2 separate regions of the Homo sapiens genome follow, and region 1 is linked to region 2. A link is an interaction called in ENCODE POLR2A ChIA-PET data of the cell type or tissue named here. Cell type or tissue: OCI-LY7. All regions are shown on one strand. Links, peaks and the distances in the headings refer to the core of each region. The heading gives the core; the rest is flanking DNA.

The links. Peaks named below come from ENCODE experiments on the same cell type or tissue, not always from the same donor. Only the 100,000 strongest peaks of a DNase experiment are listed, where the experiment ranks them.
Region 1: POLR2A ChIA-PET joins it to region 2 with 5 read pairs; 4 of 35 experiments call an interaction of 5 or more read pairs at or near these places.

The regions. Positions count from the first base shown.
Region 1 is chr12:26,883,000-26,887,397 of GRCh38, reverse strand. No RefSeq gene overlaps it. Among named protein-coding and RNA genes, the nearest start is that of ITPR2, 52 kb to the right of the region's middle. RefSeq lists a silencer at 2,208-2,382. In OCI-LY7, for the core only: CTCF peaks have their summits at 2,049 and 2,249 (motif pointing right); a DNase peak (open chromatin) is centred at 2,277.
Region 2 is chr12:27,001,390-27,005,787 of GRCh38, reverse strand. It overlaps TM7SF3 (transmembrane 7 superfamily member 3), which reads left to right. Exons shown (of 12, transcript NM_016551.3): 2 at 2,398-2,552. Among named protein-coding and RNA genes, the nearest start is that of TM7SF3, 11 kb to the left of the region's middle. In OCI-LY7, for the core only: no CTCF peak of the experiment used is centred there; DNase peaks (open chromatin) are centred at 1,627 and 1,977; H3K4me3 peaks cover 1,784 bases; H3K27ac peaks cover 1,974 bases.

The DNA.
Region 1 (4,398 bases), core at 148-4,147, 120 kb after region 2:
TCATGCCACTACACTCCAGCCTGGGCGACAGAGCAAGACTCCATCTCAAAACAAACAAACAACAACAAGAAAACAAAAACAAACAAAAAAACCTAAGCGTTAAAGACCTCTGCTGAGGTACGAATGTCAAGTTTCCTCACAAACCCGTTTTTTTTTGTTGCTGTTGTTTGTTTTTTAAATCCCTAGAAACAGATATCTTTTTTCGTCTCAGGTTTATAAAGTCCTTATAAAAAAAATACAAACTTTTACTAGAAACCAGAAAATATCATTAGGCTCATTAAAATATTTGGCTAAGTATTTCTCTAAAAATTTTTTTTACCAAAACCTAACAACTACCTAATATAACTGACGATTAAGGTCTGTCTTAAAAATGCTATATTCTATTAAAGTATTAAGTTGCTCTTCCCAAACTGGGTTCCCCGTAATCAATTATTATTTATGAGCCTTTAAAAATACTTTTATTTTCTCAGTTAATGCTCTGAGACACCAACATAAAAATTATTATGGGAGTCACTTGGAAAATTTGGGTTCTATTTATTTTAATATCTATAAGAACACAATGCTGAACAGATAGGTTAGAGATACATAGATGCTTGCCTGAAACTGACTTATTTTCCCATGGAAGGCATAGGGAGATATTGGATAAGAGAATAATTTTCCAATAATAGCAACCGTGTCTGGCACACCATGATGAACTTGGATCTCTTCACATGAGTAGTGGGTAGTCACAGCTAGCATATTCACAAAGAAAGATGTCAGCACCAGCACAAGGTATGGTATTGCTGAAACTCTTCTGATCCATTTCAGGGGCAAATGGGTGCCAGTGATGTCTGCCCCCATGCTTTTCCTACCAGTATCCATTGCCTCAGTATAGTTAGCTCTGCCTGGGTAACTGGATATCACTTTACTGAACCTTACACTGTTTAAAAACAAAAGCAAAAACATTTGAGCTCAATTAGCACTTCTTGGGAGGAGGAAATAGATTTTATCTATCTTTGGAGCAATATTTAAAGTTTAGAATTCTTTTGTTTTCATATATCATTTGCATCAACTAATGGAGAGTTAAAATGAAAACCCCTACTACCTGCCAACATCACTGCTCTGTGGTGACTATGAAACGAGTAAGAGAAACCATAGATGCATTTTGACCTTGTGTCTGCCTTGCACTGCTCCTGTATCCAGCTCTACTTGGAGTTTAATATTGACTCTTAAGAGGACAAATTAATTAATGTAATAGTACATTGAAAATGTAAAACAAACAACAACAAACAAAAGCCTTCTCAGCATTGGCCTTATTCCCATTTTTCCTCTGTGACCCTGTGATAGACATTAGAGGTTTCTGCCTTTCAGAAGCTTTTTTTTTTTTTTTTTTGAGATGGAGTCTCACTTTGTTGCCCAGGCTGGAGTGCAGTGGTGTGATCTCGGCTCACTGCAACCACCGCCTCCCAGGTTCAAGCAATTCTCCTGTCTTAGCCTCCCGAGTAGCTGGGACTACAGGCACACGCCACCACGCCCAGCTAATTTTTGTATTTTTAGTAGAGATGGCATTTCACCATATTGGTCAGGCTGGTCTTGGACTCCTGACCTCAGGTGATCCACCTGCCTTGGCCTCCCAAAGTGCTGGGATTACAGGTGTGAGCCACCACACCTGGCCTAGAACCTTTTCATCTATGTTCCCTTTTCAGTAGTAACAGCCTTTCTTTGGGAAAATTTCCCTCTCCTACCTCATGATGAGCTGATAGCTGCCAATCAGTCACCCATCTCTTTGGTCAAAGGAGTAAGCAAATGATTCAGGCCTGCTCAATCATAATACTCAGCATCTCTTGCTAGGGGAAAAGACCCATTTGAGTAGGAGACCTGGGCTCAGCTCACCAGAGTCTTTTACTGTTTTCTGTGATTTTATATGGAGACGCTGGGGCACAAAATCTCTCACTTTCTCTCTGGTTGCTCTGATGTTGCCATGTTAACCTACACCATCACTACTACTATTACTACAATGATGACTATCACTACTGTCAGTACCTCTCTTTATTTCCTCTGTCCACTCTTTCCTAGCCCTCTCTCAGTCCACCAAGTCCAGCTTCGCTGATTTCTGTTACTTGCTCTGAAAAAGCTCAGCGATACACAGGTACCCTTGAAAATGTCGAATAACCACTTGTTTCAATTGTCAATTTATTTCCTCTTAGCTCCTGTATCCTCTATCAATAGGCTAAAAGCATTTGTCCCTCGTAGTGAGCACAATTTTCAGACTTGCCAGCAGAGGGCGATAAAGAGACACTGCGGGAGGAAAGAGGCGCTCTTGGTTTCAGCCCACGTTGTGTGAACCGGTATATCCAGTGGCACTCCGCTGCAGCCACTCCGCTCCCTTGGTGATTTGTATGCAGCCCAGCCCAGGCCTAGTGAACCACTTCATCATGACGCTCCTGACAAGGACACTGGCATGTTCCAGACCTCACGTTGGCAGTGACACCCCAACTCTCTCTGTGCACCTGCCCACCGGCCTTGGCTCATCTGTGCCCTGGAGGGCTGTTTCCTGCTGCCTGGTGGCTGTGGACCAGCTCTGGCGCAGGCAGCCCAGCTGACTTCTCTGCATAAAGTGGGCTGCATCCATACTTTCTCTAATGAAGTCTAAACCTCACCCGTGTGGGTGGACTTACCTCCAGGTTTTCCTTTCCTTGGGTACTCTCTTTCTCTCTTTTTTTCTTTCTTTTTTTTTTTTGAGACGGAGTCTTGCTCTGTCTCCCAGGCTAGAGTGCAGTGGCGCCATCTCGGCTCACTGCAAGCTCCGCCTCCCAGGTTCACGCCATTCTCCTGGCTCAGCCTCCCGAGTAGCTGGGACTACAGGCGCCCGCCACCACGCCCGGCTAATTTTTTGTATTTTTAGCAGAGACGGGGTTTCACCATGTTAGCCAGGATACTCTCGATGTCCTGACCTCGTGATCCGCCCGCCTTGGCCTCCCAAAGTGCTGGGATTACAGGCGTGAGCCACTGAGCCCGGCCTCCTTGGGTACTCTCTATTACCCCTAAGACACGCTTTCCAGTTTCTTTCCTTCCTTTCTTTCTCTCTTTCTCTCTCTCTCTCTTTCTTTCTTTCTCCCTTTCCCTTTTTCTCTTTCTCTTTCCCCTTCCTTCCCTCTCTCGTTCTTTCTTTCCTTCCTTCCTTCTTTCTTTCTTTCTTTCTTTCTTTCTTTCTTTCTTTCTTTCTTTCTTCTTTCTTTCTCTCTTTCTTTCTTCCTTTCTTCTCTTTCACCGGGTCTCACTCTGTCACCCAGGGTTGAATGCAGTGACTGTGATCATGGCTCACTGGAACCTCCACATCCCAGGCCCAAGAGATCCTCCCACCTCAGCCTCCTGAGTAGCTGGCCCAGGAGATCCCAGGCCCAAGAGATCCTCCGACCACAGCCTCTTGAGTAGCTGGGACCACAGCCACCACACTTGGCTAATTTTTTAATTTTTGTAGAGACAGGGTCTTGCCATGTTGCCCAGACTGGTCTTGAACTCCTGGGCTCAAGTGATTCTCCCACCTTGGCCTCCCAAAACGCTGGGATTATAGGTGTGAGCCACTATGCCCAGCCACCAGTCCTCTTTCCATCTTTTTTAGTTACTCCTCTGTCCTAGTTTAGCAATTTATATTCAACTTCTTCTGTTCAAATTACTGAGTGGTTTCTGTCTCCTGATTGGACCCAGACAGATTAACCCTTATTCTTACCATTTCTTGACTCCTAGTTTCTGTGACCAGCTTGATTTTTGTCTTACTTTTATATCATCATCATCATCATCATCATCATCATCATCATCATCATCATATCTCTGAAGTGTGCAAAATGGGAGAAACAATGCCTGTCTTACCCAATGCTGCATATATGGGAGAGTTTGTAAATTATAGGGTGATATTTTATGTTTGCTGTATATATTCCCGAACAACACTTCCTTATCTTTGCTGGATTTTCTTCCATCCCATCCTCTCTCTAAACATTCCCAGGAGGTTGGTGCTTGGCTTTTGCCTTCTCTCTGTACCTTGGCTTTCCCAATCTATTGCTTCATCCTAATCTCTTGCTTGAACTCTCCCCCTACTCCACCCTGCCCCCGTCTCTCCTACTGTCATCACTTATTCTCCATGGTCTTCATGCTGGAAGATAAGGACCTACATTTTTAACTTTACGGTCAAACTTTATTCATTCAACACACATGAGGGCCTATCATGGGCAAGACACAGTTGTAGGTGCTGAGCACAAAGGACTGAACAAGACAGGCAAAGCCCCTGCTCTTACGGAGTTTACATTCCACAATTTAACCCTACTCTGATCTTCCAGACTTCTCTCTCTACATTAACTTGTGCTCCAGGGGAAAGTGAATGTCTCAATGTTATTTTTCTGCCTTTCTACCAATTATCCCACC
Region 2 (4,398 bases), core at 78-4,077:
CAAGAGATACCTGCTTTTAATACCCCCCTACTTATTTTGTCAAGTCATCAGTTGTTTAACAATGTATTTTAGTTTCCATGGTTCTGTGTTTCCGTACTGTCTTTCCAAAGTTTTGTTTCTCCAAGTATTTTTGAGTTGTGATTCATCCTCATCCTGGGTGATAGGTTAAGGGAAGGTTAAGAAAAGTTTACCATGAAGGCTTCTCTAGTTGATGGCTTCAGTCTCTTCCAGGGCTTTTAAAGGTTCTGTATACTGTTCTGATGGAAGGCTCATGTCATGGGAGATAGACATGAGGATTATTAGAACATTTTCTAAAATAATATCAAAGGGCAAATTTAAGTGATAATTACAGAAGCCTTGGATAACCTTTATGAATTTGTTTGTGTCAGTTTTGATCATGGTGCCCAACAACTAGAGTGCCTAGTCCATGAGTACCTTATAAATATTGCCAAATAGGGAAAATGAGAACAAAAAGGAAAAACTGAAGATGTAGACTAGAAAAGGCAGGATAGTAAGTGAGTTGAATGCTGTGAACAGTGAAAGGATAGAAATCTGATTAATTTCTAGGAAAGCAGACTGATACTGCCAATACGGGTGGGAATTTTTAAGACTTGGAGGATGCATGATGGATGGGACCAAACTTGAAGGGCAATAAATGAAACATTTTTAGTGTAATTTACTGAAATCCATATAGTTTTATGTATAATTTGCTTTTCTAATAAAATAATCATGATAATGGGAAGGCCTGGAAAATATAAACATGTTTTTCTTGTTTCTTTTTAAAAAGAAAAAACACGTGCACACAAACTTTTTCCAGACTTCCCTACCCAGATTCTATTGGCCATTCCTTAATATTTTAACCTCTGTTCCAGCTGGAGTTTGGTCCATTTAAAATGTAAAATGTCTTTCTGGTACCATAAATAGGAAATATGCTATCTTCATTTGTCATTGTTAAAACTATTACAATTTTCTCTAGAGTTTTAGAAATGAAATTGTAACGTTTTATTCTATCATTTTTTTAAAAAAACATTAAGTTATGAATGTAATGTAGCATCACAGAGCTTAGGGAAAATATATAGAGGTTAAGATTATTCTAGTCTTAACACTATTTGTGTCTTTTTTTTGGCTGTTCTTCCACAGGCTACTCATTCTTGATTTTTTTGGTTCTGTTTGGTTTTAAATCATCCAGTGGAGCTTTCGTATTAAAAAAAAAAGTGTTGAAAATTGACCTTTTTGGGACATGGTATATAAGAATGTGTTATTAAGTTATTTAGTATCTGAAATGTTTTACCGCCCACTGACTCTAATTACCTTCTAAAATAAAACATGACAGTTCCACTATGGGACTCGGGTGAATTATAATCTTTTTTCATCAATTCCTTTTCATCTATATTTAATCTAAATCTTTTGTCTGTTTGTTTAGAATTGAACCCCCAAGACTGCTTATGTGAAACTTGGGATCTTTTCTGCTGTTCATGCAGACAGATACTGACTGTAGGATGGGGGGTGGGGTAGGAATCCAGGACCGCACAGGAGTAAAAGCAACCTAATTAAAGGATTATTTGAGAGTTAGATTGAAAAAAGATGAGCTGGTGTGCAGCTGGCAGAAACACATCACAGAGAAGTGGGGACAGAGTCAGTGAGATGCAGACCATGGAGGCAAGTAGACAGATGGGACAGGCCTGGAGGAGGTGTTGAAAAACTGTTCTTGTTATAACCTATCTTTTTTATGGACTCAGTTTGATCCTTAAGCAAACAAAAGCTCTCTTTTCCAGAATGCCTGTGGTTCACAATTTTATGTGCAGTGCCTGGTGTGGGTGCTCATTGGACATTTTTGTCAGTATTGATTTCACCTTCCTTTGCAGTCTCCATTAGACAGATGAGGAAATTGAGGCTTAAGGGGATTTAAGGAACGTGCCTAAAATCACACAGCTGGTAAACACCGGTATTAAATTGCAGCCACCTGTGTCTCTTCGGGCTACGCTGACTTCAGAATTCACTAGACGGTTATGGTTCTTTAACACCAGCACATTCATGATTGTTAGTAGCCCCACAGGATTGTCATCTTTAAATTCAGGGACTCTGTTCCAGAGATCATTGTTATTGCTGCTACCAGAGGGGAAGTTTCTCTGGGTTCCAGGAGCCTGTCTTCAGCATACCTTTTGAAATACCTCTTGCATTTTAGTTCTGAGCTCTACCATTCACTGGCTGGATGACCCTGGATGGGCTGCATCACTTTTTAAGCCACATTGTCTTTAGCAGTGAAATAGGAGCAATAACCATATTTACCTCAAGGAGTTTTTCTGAGGATTAAATTCCACATTCATTTATGAATATGATTTCTGCAAATTGATATGAGAGTACAAGTGTTGTAATGAAAAGTTTATCTCGTTGTAGGTCTTATTGAATTTTCTGTGGGGAAATTTAGATACTTCGAGCTCAATAGGCCCTTTCCAGAGGAAGCTATTTTGCATGATATTTCAAGCAATGTGACTTTTCTTATTTTCCAAATACACTCACAGTATCAGAATACAACTGTTTCCTTTTCTCCGGTAAGTGCAAAGAATTATTTTAGTAAAAATCATTTCTATATTTTGGGGGTCTGGTATTTAGTATGAGCATTAGAATTTGATATCTCTATCTCTTTTATGTTTATGATCTTATGTCTTAAATTTTAAAAAATCAAGATAGGATGTTTTCAAGTTAGTGACTGAGAGTATCTCAGGCCTTTCTTGAGTGTGGCAGTCTCTGACCTAAAAAGGGGTAATGGAGAGCTGAGCTGGGGAGAAGGGCACCCTGTGACAAATGTCACCACTATGCAGGCAAGTTTTCTTCGTGAATTCCCACCTTTTCATTTTCTTACTTTAGTGGGGCCTTAATAACTTTTACCTGAGAATATATGTTTAATGGGTTTTCATTGTTGTTTAGCTATAGTATTGAACTTTACCAAGAACCCTATAATATCAACTTTATTCTTTGGACTCTGTCACGCAAACAACAAAAAAATTATAGTGCTCAGTTCATCCAGCCCTGTGCTATGCCTCCAGCAGTATTAAGGACTCTATTATAGATGTCATCACTAAACCCCTTAACCTCAACCTCAGCCTTAGAAAGTTTTTAAAATTCTCTGGGTTAGTTTAAGCTATGAAGAGTCTGCCATTTATATAATCTTTTACAATCTATCTGCATTTAGTCTCTATGATGCCCTAGACCAATACATGCATTTCACCTTGTATGAAGTTATACTTCTTTTTATTTGTCCTAAGCCTATATTATAATATTCTGGAATTTGGTAAACAATTCTGTCTTAATCTAATTCATATGTAAATTTTTAAAATTTTTATTTTTTTTTTTAGAGATAAGATCTCACTCCATCACCCACGCCGGAATGTGGTCGTGTGATCATGGCTCAAATTCCTGGTCTTAAGTGATCCTGGAACTACAGGCACATGTCACCACACTTGGCTAATTTTTAACATTTTTTTTTTGTAGAGATGGGGTTTTGCTCTGTTGCCCAGGCTGGTCTTGAACTCCTGGCCTCAAGTGATCCGCCTGTCTGGGCATCCCAAAGTGCTGGGATTGCAGGCATGAGCCACTGCGCCCCAGCCCATATATAATATTAGAGGCATTGGTCACACTATCTTTCTTACTATTTTGTGTATTTTTATTCCTGCCTTCTTTCCCCTACCATAGAGGTTTGGAAATTGTGTGCATGTGGTTGTGCACGTGTGTGCGTGTGTGTTGTGGGGTATGTGTGTAGGGGGGTAGTTAATAGACTAGAAATGGAAGAATTCAGCTTAGGAAAAAAGGAAAGGAATAAATAGTATTAATTACAAGAGATACCGATGTCACACATACGTCGAATTTGCCCAAGTTCTTTGCAGCTAAAGCAGAAGGTAAAGCATGTTAAATTTCATAACTTCCTTAGAAAGGAAGGAGCATGCCAGTTCCTCAGGGGAGGCCAAGTTTTTTATGGCACTGAATTCAAAAGACAGCTTCCTATTCAGACTCTTACATAGGAGACTTAGTAAAATGGCACATAGATGAGTTCTTTCTTCTTCTCTTTTTTAACTAGATCTATTAAAACAATTTTTAATTGACAAACAGTGTGTTTCTTCCTAATGACATTACAGCAAGACAACATTTGAAGGAAAAGAGAGAGGATGGGTGAAATAAGGGTTTATATTTGTTGAACGCCTGCTATGTCCTAGGCCAGTGGTTCTTAAGCTCCTGGAGCCATAGACTGCTCAAGTCTATGGACTCAAATATAAATATAAAATTTCATGGGGCCCTTCAAAAACTCAGACTCTCAGGCCCCCAGTTAGGAACCCCTGTGTTTGGTTTCCATATGGTTAATTCTCATTAAAGCTCAACAAATTAGTAGTGATGCCTATTTCT